Regions from separate parts of the Homo sapiens genome. Here region 2 is linked to region 1. Evidence: chromatin contacts called from ENCODE Hi-C or POLR2A ChIA-PET data. All regions are on one chromosome and are shown on one strand. The core of a region is the stretch at or near the end of the contact, and the rest is flanking DNA. Distances in the headings are between cores, read along the strand shown.

The links. Hi-C counts contacts between places; a loop is a spot of excess contacts on that map. ChIA-PET counts read pairs that join two places held with the same protein, here RNA polymerase II (POLR2A). Pooled maps may share reads with other maps.
Region 2: a loop to region 1 is called in a map of PC-3, with 5 times the contacts of the local background. The contact joins two enhancer-like sites. A Hi-C loop is called at or near these places in 2 of 168 maps with a recorded cell type or tissue (PC-3 and mammary epithelial cell) and 5 of 50 pooled maps. POLR2A ChIA-PET finds 5 or more read pairs at or near these places in 2 of 52 experiments (Panc1 and WTC11).

The regions. Positions count from the first base shown.
Region 1 is chr3:29,181,909-29,188,692 of GRCh38, forward strand. No RefSeq gene overlaps it. Among named protein-coding and RNA genes, the nearest start is that of RBMS3-AS3, 96 kb to the right of the region's middle. Within about 2 kb of position 5,288, at least 3 of the 41 ENCODE cell types and tissues checked have a DNase peak (open chromatin) inside an H3K27ac peak, as active enhancers do; they include PC-3, where a contact is called at or near this core.
Region 2 is chr3:29,319,170-29,325,812 of GRCh38, forward strand. The region is part of intron 1 of RBMS3 (RNA binding motif single stranded interacting protein 3); the gene reads left to right. Among named protein-coding and RNA genes, the nearest start is that of RBMS3, 41 kb to the left of the region's middle. Within about 2 kb of position 5,267, at least 22 of the 41 ENCODE cell types and tissues checked have a DNase peak (open chromatin) inside an H3K27ac peak, as active enhancers do; they include PC-3, where a contact is called at or near this core.

The DNA of each region.
Region 1 (6,784 bases), core at 4,038-6,537:
TTTCTTCAGAAAATTCTTCTTTTAAGTATTTAATGGTATCAGAATCTACCCCAATGGGAAACACAATCATAGATAAAAGTTTCTTCCCCACTGGGTTTCCTGAATATAATGGCAATGCGATTAGCACATTTTCCCAGTGATTGAGTTGGCATGTGCCCATAGATTTATAAATAGAATTTATTGTGAAAGTCACTGTGCTACTGGGGTAAGTGGCTATTGCAATTTGAGGATAGAAAGTGTTCTCTGAAAAGAAACTATTATATGCCTTATATGCCATGGCCATCTGAGGACAAAGAAGGACAGAAGATACAAGTGAGTTTTGTTTTCAGTGAATTCTACCCTATGCACAGTTATGAACAACCAGATATATTTAACATTTAAAAAATGCATATTTTCCTACCCCTCTATTTTCAGTTATGTAGGTAGAGCAGGTTAGGGGTGAATGATGATTTCGAATCCTTCACCATTTTGCTCTTTAGAAAGTAGAATGGTGACCTGTATAAATGTATCCAGATTCCTGCTGATGTCTCCCAGGACAGCAATAGACTTACGGAGTTTAAAGACTAGTTAGAGTTGAGAAGCAGCCTGTGCCTTAATCCAATCCTTGTAAACTAAGATTTTTGTTTACTGCCTTCAGATGAGACTAATGGTAAATTTCTAAGGTGAACACTATGATAAAAGGACATTTATATAATTGAAAATATCACTGTTGCTGTCACCACTAAAATATATCTTATTTCTAAAGGCTGGAGTTGCATCTTGCAACTAGAAAAAAAACTGTTTTCAATAAGATCAATTTCAAAGAGCCTTTGTGCTTTGTGATCCGGTCAAAATTCGAATAGTGAGAAAATACTTTTATCCCATTCAGAACGGTATTTGATGCAGTATTTGAACAGTATTTGATGCATCCTCTTAAGCCATCAGCCATTTCTCTTAATCAGCTGAGTCCTGTGCCTTGGTCATACATGAGAATACATGCTGCGATATATTGCTGGCTCAGGTTTAATAAAGAGCTGTCTTCACATTGCATTTCTTTCTTTTTGATAGTCTAGCTCCACAGTGAGAGCCTATCAAACTAGTAAGTCACGAGTGACCATGAGCCCTGGCTTCAGCTCCCAGTGGAACAGCAGCCAACCAGCCTGGAATACATACTCCTTTCCAAGAGCCAGCCTGCACTACCAGTCCCATGCCAGCTATACCTACTGTACTGGACACCCTGCTGTAAGTACCTTATTTTTCTGTATTTTGAAAATTGGATGATTTATGCAGTTACATTTTCAATCTAGCGTGGGTATCTATTAATTGGGCTTTTTTTCTAATGATATAATGCTTCTAAGGTAAGAATTTGCTGCTCTTGAGTAAAAGAGATAAGAATTTAAAAAGTCTTTTAAGTGTTTAAGTAACATGTTTGGATGATTTTTGCTGAAAACTGATATTGCACTAAAAGTTATTTCTAAGTGATGTAGTGTTGGTGTGGAGACTGGATGCACATGTATCTCTGGTTTTATTCTTCTGGTTTCCTTTTGACTGTTGCTTATGAATTTAGTTGGTTGCTTTTGTGCTGAGACAGGATGTCTTTCAAAATGACATAAGAAGCCAGTGGCGGGGGGGGATCATGGATGCCCCCACTTTCATCAGTGGCCTCGTTGACATATTTATACAGACATAAATATGTAGAAATCGATTCATCAGTAGGGTGTTTTTCAGTTACTATTACACAGATATCTGAGGTTGTTGGCATAGATGACTCAAAGGGCAAGGGAAATAAACCTCTAATAAGGGAAAAATGAACTCATGGAATTTGAAGACCTTTTAGAGTAGGGTACGTATTTCACCAATATGTTTTTCTGTTTTGATTCAATTCTTATGGAGTAAAATTTTTCTTTGATTGCAAATTACCTTTTGTATACTTGAAAAACGTCATGATTAATGTTGATTAGTAAGATCTCTCTTTACTGCTAAGAACCCACGCACAGGATTCCTAGAAAATGAAAGACCTTTGAAAGTGAATCACATATGCCTCTCGTAGCAAATCGTCTAATTGGTGAGTCACAGTAGACATGGATTCTGCAGCCATTTCATTCAGAAGACCTATTGTAGACTTCTGTACTTCAGCTATCCTGCTGGCATTTTAAGGTTATGGAACTATAAAGTACACAGTGCTTCTAAGTTGAGAGAATGTGTCTCAAATATCATGTCATAATTTCACTTAAAAGAAGACTCGAGGAATTCACTTAAAATGTAAATTAGTATGACTTTTTTCATAGGCAATTTGGAAATAACTATCAAAATTGCACATACTTTTGACTCAATAATTAAACTTTTGGCATTTAATCGGACATGTACAGGATATATGCACAAGGATAGTGTTGACAACAGTTTTGAAATTACTTGGACCTCAATAACCATATTTTCTTTTCATTTATCTTTTAACAAATACTTATTAAGCATTATTAACCATTTAATATGTTCGGTATTTTTCTAGGTGAAAGAAATCCAAGAGTGAACAAGACCAAGTCTTGCTCTTATGGAACTTCTATTCTAGGGAATGGGGAAGTTGGTTATTATATAAAAAAAATATAAATACAAAGAAGCAAACAAGAGAGAAAATTATACCACAGTGTTATATGCTAAGCAAAATAAATTCTACACAGAGACTTAAAATAAATAGAAGTAACAGAGAATAACTGGGTGGCTACTTGTGATTGTGTGGTCCACCAAGTCCTCATTCAGGAGGCCGGGTTTTATCTGAGATCTGAATGAAAAAGAGATGTAACTAGTCAGAGTTTGGGAGGATGAGCATTATAAGCAGAGGAAACAGCTAGTGTGAAGGATCTGAGGCAGCAGTGAGCCTGGTTCCCTACACAGGGAGAAAGTCATTGGAACTTAGGAGAGAATAGAGAGATAAAGTCAGAGAGAGAGAGACAGGGACCACTTTATTCAGATTGAAAAGTAGCACTTTGTCATACCAAGTAAGGAGTTTATATTTTATTTAACTGCGATGGAAAACTATCAGAGTGTTTTAAGCAAGGAAATAACATGACATAATTTTTTTAGGACTCAGTCTGACTGCTAAGTGGAAAATTTCTGGTGGAGTAATAGGAAGTAAAGCACAGAGTCAAATTAGGAGAGTATTACACACACATATGTGTGACTGCAAAAAAATACATTTTCTTGTAATATCCTTTGACCTATTTGGTGTTCAAAATATATGGAACCTGTATTTATAATGAAAAACCAAGTTGCATTTATTTTGCATAAATTTTTCTTTAGTAACCAGTTTCATATCTAGTATGTCTCATTAGTTTCTTCTTGAGTAGTTATTTGTCAAGCCAGAAGATGACAAATTGTAATTTAATAAAGTATTTCAATTCATATTCTTATTGGCTTCAAGGTCATCTAAAAGTAGCTGACATTAATTGAGCACTTAATGTTTTCCAAGCTCTGTACTAAGTACTTTTACATGAATTTCACACACACACACACACACACACACACACACACACACTTTTTTCAGAACAGTCCTAGGAGGTAGGTACTATTATTATCATTTTAAGGGTTAGTGAAATGAAGTTCAGAAAAATTAAGTATCTTTTCTTAAGTTACACGACCAGAAGTGGGGCCTGAGATTCAAACATTGGCTGTCTAGCCTCCCACTAGTATTCTTATCCATTGTATTATATTGCCCCTTGACATTGAATCACTGTGTCTTTATTTACATGCCAAGGACAGTTACATGATTATATCTCAGAAAGAACCCTTGCTAATAATTTAGTTTAGATGTTCATGTTACTCTTTAGAGAAATATTTGCATTTATAGGATACTTGATTTTAGGTCTGGGGGTAGGAGGAAACAATAGGTGCTATCATGTCTTAGAAACCACTAGGAAAATTACAGGTTATCTAGCTACTTTTTGTGCTTTAAGGCCCAGCAGCTGATACTTTCTTTTGTCTCGCTGCTGTGAGTCAAGTGAGTCAAGTAAGAAAAGTAGAAGTAAAAGATTAGAAAATCCTTAAGAAATAGTCATGGGCTTCACACTTCTGATTTCAAGGACACTCTGAGGATCAACTTTAAAGCCTACTTGGAATTCTTTCATTATCCCAACATTATAACTTTCTTTCAAATTTTCTTTCCATGCCTGAACAGATGGCATTAAACTCTTGACTCACAGATCAGTGCTCATTTAACTCTGCTACTGCTTTGTGAAAGGAATTATATAATCTAAAAATACATCAGAGGTTCAATATAGGGAGACTTTGAGGGCTGGGTTTGGAAGACAACATGCAAAAATGTTGACTATTTCATAGTTTTTACTTGAGTCCATTTTTCAAGAGAAATATTTGGGGCTTCAAAATGTGAGAGTGGATTCCATAGTTGCTATGCAGTCTAAGATCCACAGTGGTTTCGTGGTTAAAACCACAGAAATGGAATTCTTGTCTGAATAGATTCCCAGTGATTTTCTTGAGTCACATAATTTAGTAGCCTTTAATGGAGCTATAAATCCTCTGCCTGCCTTGTGAAACTCATGTCCTTTTCTCCAAGTCACTAGTTTGATTGAAGATTTCCAGTTTTTTAACTGGATATCCTGGAGTTACAAGGGTGTCAGCCAATGTGGTATTTGTGTAGTAAGTATATGTGACTCAAAGGCTTCCCCTTTGCCTCTATTCCCCTGCTTCTGAGGAATCCTGATATCCCATGAATGTGTGGTTAGTTAACTTGAAATTGGTAACCTTGAGATTTTATTCTAGGATTTAATCTAGATTTTATCTCAGAATGCAGTTAGGCCTCTCCCTGACCAAGTAAGGATTTTCTCAGAGCTCTTTTGTACATCACTGTATTAGTTTCCTATGACTGCTGTAACAAATTACCGCTGACATTGAGCTAAAAACAACATGTCTATCTTTTATAGTTCTGGAGGTTGGAAGGCTGAAATGAGTTTCACTGAGCTGAAATCAAGGTGTTGGTAAGGCTGTGCTCCCTCACGAGGCTCCAGAGGAGAATCTATTTCTTGGCCTTTTCCAGCTTCCAGAGCTATATTTATTGCATATCTTGGCTCATAGGCCCTTCTTCATCTTCAAGGCCAGCAGCATAGCATCTTCACATCTATCTCTGCTCCATCTTCAGATCACCTTCCCTATCTATAGTCAAATCTCTCTCTGCTTCCCTTTTACAAGCTCACTTGTTATTTCATTTAAGGGGCCACCTGGCTAATCCAGGATAATCTCCCTGTCTAAATATTTTTAAGTTAGTCACATCTGCAAATTTTATTTTGCCATATAAAGTCATACTCACAGGTTCTGGGGATTAGGTCATAGACATCCTGGTGAACCATTATTCACCTTACACTGATCATAATATTCCGTGACTCAATGACTAATTTCTGAGTCATTAGGTAAGTATTTGGGGCTTCTTGAAATTAATGAGGCTTATCTTACTGAGGGAGATAATATGAGAGGGATTCTTTGAGTGATAGAGGATGAAATCCCTGTGGCAATTCAAAATTATTGAAACTCACAAATATAAGTTTGATTTTCCAGAAATCCACTGTATTTCCACTTCTAAAATGACGTCAGTGTTAACTATCCCCTTGGTAACTACTCCAATACATATCTTAAAAGAAAATAAAAAGACAGGATTACTAAAGCTCTACTAATGTTTTATTCACTGCACTAGAATTTCCAGGCATCTAGAATGCCCTCACCAGCTTGGATAATATTCAAGAAGTGGCAAAAAGTAATATTCAAAATATTCAAGTAATGAAATATTACAACTTTTTAGCCACATATTAAATACGGAAATACCTTTTATTATCCAAGGAAACTACTAATATATAAGTGAATTTATATAGTGATATTATTTGTAGTACATTTTATTCCAAAAATCATTCCACAAGTTTCCAAATAGTATATGGACTAGTGTGTTGGTGTGATCTGTCATTTGACACTTCTGTTACTAGCTAAATGATAACTCTATCTGCTTCATGACTTAACATCACTTAACATGGAATAACATCGAATTTCCAACAACTTTCTATTAATTGAGAACCATTATATGAGGATAATGTTAATTAAAAGGAAGAGGATTCATTTTCTGCCTTCATACTAGCTCTCTGGTCTCCCTGCATCTACTCCTCTCTTGCTCCTTTCTTTTCTCACATTTGAAATTTATAATTTAAATGATCCTAGGGACGTGGAGAAAAAGAAGGGAATTAGAAAGAGATGGAAAGTAGATAGTAACGATCTGATCCTAGGTGCTGAGGCCAGGAGCCTGTGTACCTTCTTTTTTTTTTTTTTTTTTCCTTTTCCAGTGAGGAAGTACAATATGACTTTTCACCCCACTGAGGCTAATGAGGAGACAGTGCCCAAGTGTAGCCCACTTAATAAGGGAGACAAAGCAGAAAGAGGTAAAGAAAATAGAAAGAGGTAAAGAAAACCTCTGAGCAGGTGCTCAGAGGTTCATGCTGCCTGCAGGTAGTAGAGGCTTCTTCTAAGCCTTTGTCTATCCCTTCAGAAAATAGCAGGCACAAAGGAGAGGAAAAGTGGGAGGGCTGTACTAATTTTCTCTTTCAAAAAAAAAAAAAAAAAAAAGATCTGAAAGGGGAAGGGTGCAGACCTAGTACTGTCTTGCTGAAAGAGTCTCTCCTTTAGTCATTAAATAGGTTTCCAGGAGATTCCCTCCCTAGAAACTTGTTTACAAGCCTCAGAGACAACTGCCTTTCACCAAGAATTAGGTTGTCAAATGAAACAAGGGTTCCCAAACCTACCAGAAGGGACATTAGCCCAC
Region 2 (6,643 bases), core at 4,017-6,516, 140 kb after region 1:
TGACATAAGGAAAGGATTCACCTTTCTCATTTAATAGCATTCCAGCACCATGCCAATTCCGTGTCACACAACCACAAAGCTCTTCCCTTGCCTCGTTCAGTGCATTTCTATGGGGTTTGGGATATGAGCTTAAAAGTAAAGGCAGGACTCATTTCTCTAAATGGAATTCACATACCAACTGCTAAGAGAATCTATTCTTCTTTAACTTATTTCAGTTGTATCTCTTCTGTTAAGCTGGGGACCTACTCAGCCTGCCACCTTCTTGTGAGCAACTTCCCCTTTATCTGTACTGGTTTGACTGTATAGAAAAAGATGCAGAAATGCCGTAAGGGAGGCATAAGCGAAAATAAGAAAAAGCCAGCAACTACTGTGGGCCAGGCACTGTGCTGGATCATTTACACGGTACCTCATTTAATCCTCACCATGTCTATAGATATTATTCTCATCTCCATTTTACAGATAAGTAAAATAAGTGTCTTGCTTAAAATTGCACAGTAAATATGAAATTTGGATTTTTAACTTTAGTTGATCTGTTTCTAGAAAACCATTATTTGCATATTCTAATACTTCCTAGTCTGGGCAGTATTCTCCCAGATCTAAGTCCAAAGTACTTAGAAAAGTAATTAAATCTGATACCTAGACTTGTTTCTATTATATTCAAATTGTTCATGTCAGCACATGTCAAAGCTCTTAAGGACATAGGAAGCACCCTTTCCCCTTAAAACATTGCCTTCTTGAACTTTCTGTGCTAATATTCTGGCAGACACATGGTAGAAAGAATCTGTTTTGAGATTCTGGAGCCGGGTTTTAAACCTGGTGCTGACCATAACAATGTTTGAGATCAGACTCGAGTCAGTTAAGCTCTCAGGGATTTAGTCTCTGCCATGTAAAAGGAGGCAACTGACTTACCTCATCAAGTCCTTTTCCTCTAAGTACCTAGATTTTTGTTTTCACAGGTGAGACATTAAATGGGTTATTTAGATCACCTTTGCACAAATTGCTAGCTTTGTTACTGATGGATAACAAGAAGTTAATTTCACTCTCAGAGTAGACTACGGTCAGCTGCAAATATGAAGGAACGGAGGTTCTACAAAATAGGAGAACTTTCTCTGAGACCTCTGAAAGGTTCAGGCTGCCTGTTTTTATTGTAACTCTTAAATATCAAACTCCTTTTAAATGCTCTAAAGGAATTTCATGAAAAATGTTTTCTCCAAAGGTGAATAAAGGAGCCATTGACTGAGTAAAAAAATAAATACATGAATAAAGAATAAAAGCTGGATCATCTTCCTTCCTGGAAACATTCTATGGCATATTAATGGAGAAATTCATACTATCACAGAGAAAAATTTACAAACATGACATATGTAACTTAGAGATGTTTAATCCCGAGAAAAACAGTCAAAGAGAATTTTATTCACTTACAGAGGAATATTTTTAAAGGAAGGATTTGCTAGCAGATTGAATTTCTATTTTATGTTAGTTATTTATTAGCAAACTCATAACTTTGCTATTCAGGCAGCTTGGAGTCATAAGAGATGTATTATAAAAAAGCTATTATTTTTAGTTATTAAGAATTTGAATAAATAACTGTGGCCCTTTTTTGAAGTGGAGGGCTATTAAGAGGTACAGAAATGCAGATAAAAATACTCCTTAATAGAAAGGTCAGTTAAATATAATGTGTCATATTTAAAAGAATAAACTTTGAAGTCAGAGAGGACAAAATATGAGCCATGGCTCCAGTACTCTGTTTTTAAGATTTGTGAATGTAAAAAAAAAAAAAGTTTGGGGAAAATCTTTAAACTTTATTCCTGTGTCATGCAAAACAGCGAGTTTTGAGGAATACATTGAGTTAAGATATCATATACTTAGCCAATGAACGTACCAAATGACCCATACATCACCTGCTCAGTTCATAGGGCAGGAACCTTAAGATAGAATCTCATAGAACTCTTTCTTTCACTTATAACCTGAATAACCTATACATAATTACCTTGCTTTAAGTGTTTTATTGTACTAGACATGGGTTTTCCAAACTTTTATGATATATTAGTCCCTTTCATTGAAATATGTAATCCCAGCAACTTCCTTAGAAATGAAAAAAACTAATCATTTTGACATTATTACCTGGTGAAAAATAAAATACGACACATTTTTACTGTTTTCCATTTAACAAATGTTGTGCTCTATTCAGTTACTTCAAAGTTAAGTTTGTAAGCAACTTATAAAATATCTGAAAATAGAACAATAATTTGAACCCACAAAGATATCAGATTGCAATGCATATTATGTGGCTAAATTCTATAATTTTCCTGAGTTGTTTCTAAAGGATGAGATAAGAAAGAAACTCATGTTGTGAGCTTTCTCCACTTGTTATATTTTGCTTACATGAAGACTCAAATATGTACATACGTAGTTTTTCCTCTTGCAATTCCCTGTGAAATACTAGGGTCATTTTAATGTTCTGTGTAAGATGAACACCAATTTTATTCTCAATAGCAGTGTTCCATATACTTCTTGCATTTTAACAAGAGCTCCTTCATCAATCCAAATAATAAATTACAAGACCAAAAATGAAAGCAATTTGTACATCTGTGAAGGTCAAAGCCACCAAGCTGGCTGGAGATATTCAGCTGAGGGCGGTAACTACTGAAGTCCTGAGTTATGGGCACACTCGTCCTCTCTGAGTGCTGTGCATGCTCACTCAGTAAAAACTAAGCGGCTCTAAATGGTTTCCTTTTAAGAAGAAAAAGCATGTTTAGTGTGTTATTTAATTCAATGATTTTTCAAAATTAGATATTATAATGGATCCCAATCATGCCCTTAATAATGAGACTGTACAAGAATACGTGATAAAATTGTAGAAAAAGAAATAACAATGGTTTTGCCAGGCACTGAGCTTAGGGCTATATACAGTTTTCTAAAGGATGCTCCATCTATGAAGGGCTCTTCCTCTCTTTTATTTTTTTTTCATTTCCGTCCTTCCCATTTGTTTTCTTTCTTCATTTTCTTCTTTTCTACCGTCTGGCTTATTTGAGTCAACCAACATTTACTGTATCCCCATGAAAAGCCAGACATCATAGGAGGAACTACGGATACGAGAAATTAAGGAGTTCATAATCTAGTAAAAATGTTGTCTGTGTTTTTTTTGTGTTTGTTTTTAATTTATCCGGAGTTTGTGTTTATTTACCTATCCATACATGAATTTATAATCACTTTGGATGCCTTAAAATACAATAATATTCTGGGGCCTATATCACCTAATGTAATCCTCCACATGCTGTAGACATGATTAAAATCCTCATCCTCTAACATTCAAATAGATCTGGTGAAAATAAAGTGTACATTTTATGAGTTAAAAATCATAAAATCTTAGTCCTGCTAGTCTTGATTACAGTTCTTTTAAAGTACCTAGTCCAGATCAAGTCAGTTGCCATGCTAATTAGTTTTCACATACGAAAAAAAAAAATGGCCATACTCCAGACACTGGTCTTTCTATTTCAGGAAAGATGGCATATAAGAAAACCTCACTATATGCAAAGGATTTGTGGATGGTTCCTTGGAGTTAATTTTCATGGGCTTTAGAAGGTATTTAAACCTCAAGACAAGGAGAGGGTTTATAAATGATTGACAGAAGCTCTTTAGCTACTCAAGTCCAAGAGGGTAGCACCTCTTAGCCGTTCAATGAATAGTATGGAGAATTCGAAGGGCTGCTTAGAACTCTAGGGCAGCCTATTTTTTGAAGATTATGCTTTTGACCTTTCTTGCTAGAAGTCATCCATCCATCTAATAAGTGTTATTTAAGGGCATACAGTGTGCCAAGAACGCAACTTGGCATCACCATGGAGACCATAAAATTCTAGTCTCATCCTCTCATCCATCACAACCAAGTAGAAGTTGGTGCTGTTAATGTCAAGAGCAAATCAAGAAGTCAAGAAAGACTGAAGCTCAGACACATTGTCACTGGTGTAATCTCCACCTTTGAAGGTGCTGCTCTGATATCAAATTTTATGTACAGAGACAAACACATACACAGTTGACAAAGTAACAGACATAAATTATTTTTATGTTTTATATGTTATTTTTTGAAGTAACATCAGGTATGTACTTTAGCTTATTTTTTCACACAAAGTTGATTTTTTTGGGTAATAACAATAGAATTTATACTAGTTGCAGAATTATCTACAACCACCATAGTAAAGAAACAAAGCCGTAAACTAGGTCGTATTATTACTGTTATCTTTTGAATTTTTGGACAGAGCTGATTTAATAATTTGGCAAACTTGTAACTAGGGTAACTAGAAAATGCTGAAATTTAAATCTATGTTATTTATATTATTTTGATCTTTATATGGCCTAAAAATGCAGGTTTAACTCCAGCACACATAGTAAAATTAACAGTAGAAAGAAACAAACATCAGAAGCCATATGTAATATGTCTGTGGTGCTCTTGACACCCCTCTGTCTTCTCTTCTGAAATGTGTATTCCTTCTGATATTGGACACATACAGTTACACACACACATACACACACACACACACACACACACACACACACACACCCCTTGGACTGAATTCTAGATGCAATTTTAAAAATCAATAATTTAGTATCTCTTCATATAATTCACACCCCTTCTTATTTCCCCCATGATTTTTATTTAAGCTTGTACGCAATTTTTGGCATGAACTAAGCTTTTTAAGACTTTATGCCACTGTAGGGATTTTTGGAAAACACTGATAAAGCCAATAAAATAACACACCGATTCAGATATTACCCTTGTTCAAACAGGGCTCTCAAATGGGTCCTATTTTCTTGGATTTGCCCACTCTGAAAAAAAAAAAAAAATTCACTGCAAGCTAAATTACTTTCTTTAACATACCTAGATTTTTTTTATTTTGTTTTTATTTTTAACTCTGGACTTTATTAAAAGGACAAAGGAATTCACTGGAGTGGGAATAACACAGATTTTACTGTGCAATGAACTTAAATGCACTTCTATAAAGTAAGTCATGAACACTGACTTCAACCTTTCATTTTCCTCAGGAAGGACCCAGTTAGAACCAGCAGTCACTGTGGCTGAGGGAAGAGGCACAGTATTCTGGTCTGGTCTAGGTTCTTCTTTCCTTTTTCAGTTTCTTTTTTGGTTCCTTTCTGTTTGTACTGCTCTTGTGAGCTTCTTATTGTTCAAGCCTCATAGCTATTTATGGATTATGCACAGTTTGGGCTAATATGATTAACATTTGCCTCAAGAGCCAGGTCTTCTCATGTAATTGGTTCTCTTTCAAAACACGTGGCCTCCGCCTGGATGACTGGCTTGCTACGTAACCTGGAACGGCCATGTCCTGGGTCTTTCTGTGCTGCATGTTTGGCCGTGGAATTTATTTCTTCTGTCCTGCTGGAGTGGGTAGGATTGTTTGAACAGGAAGAGTCACTTCCTTGTTATGCTCTCCCAGCATTGTAGAGCTCCAAGATGTTTCCCCTGTGCCCTTCCATTAAGCCCTTACAATCTCCTGCACTAAAGTTTAATCACTTCCCTCCTAATATCCTAAAGAAGACAAGAGCTTTCTCTCCTAATTCTTTCCTTCTCTCCTTTTTCTTTTTCTCTTTCCTTCTTTCTCTTTGCTTACCTAGTATTCTTTCCAGCCTGCCTGCCTATCTGCCTTTTCTTCTCTCCTTCCTCTCCTCTTCCTTTACTCTCATTATTCCCTTTGTTTTCCTTTTCCCCACTGTTATTTTTTTTTCTAATTTCATGTCATTTCTGTTATGAAAACTAGATCCCAGTTAATGGAGCTTTATCGTATTTGCACACAGATGAAAGAATACATGCATATAATAATGAATTGCTGCATTCTTTGTAACAAGAGAATATTGGAAACAACTTGAATGTCCATTAATAGGGGACAAATTGAATAAACTATGGCATGTCTGTAAAACAGAACTCTCTGTAACTGTAGAAAAGAATCAGGAAACACTCTATGTATTAAGTTGTAAGTATCTCCAAAATATTTTGTGAAGTGAAAAAAAGACATAGTGCAGAACATTTGTATTTTATATTTCGTTTGTGAAAAAAGGCGGTGGTGGGAAATAAGATTATATTTTACATTTTATTGCTCTTAGTAAACACCAAAAAATTTGTGTAGGAAACTATTCCTGGGTGTCAAGGATAGATGGGCTGAGGAATAGTAGAAAGGGAGATTTTATCGTTATACCGTTTTGTATTTATTAACTTTCAAAAGTGTGTTAATATATTATCCATCCAAAAAGTGAAATATAATAATGTAAACCTGGGAAGCCAATGTAAGATTCAGTTGAAAGAAAACTATCCCATTAAATGCATATATATATATATGTGTGTGTGTGTATGTATGTATATACATGTGTGTATATATGTGTGTATGTATATATATACATGTGTGTATGTATATATATACGTGTGTGTATATATATGTGTGTATATATGTATGTATATATATACACATACACACACACACACACACATACACACACATATGTATAAATTTGACATGACTGGTATAGTTATCCAAACTCACAGGTGTTCTTCTAGAATATTAGCTATCTATGGCTTAAATTATGTAAAATTGTCATTTTTTACTAAAAAACCATTTCAAATATTGGCAATTTCATA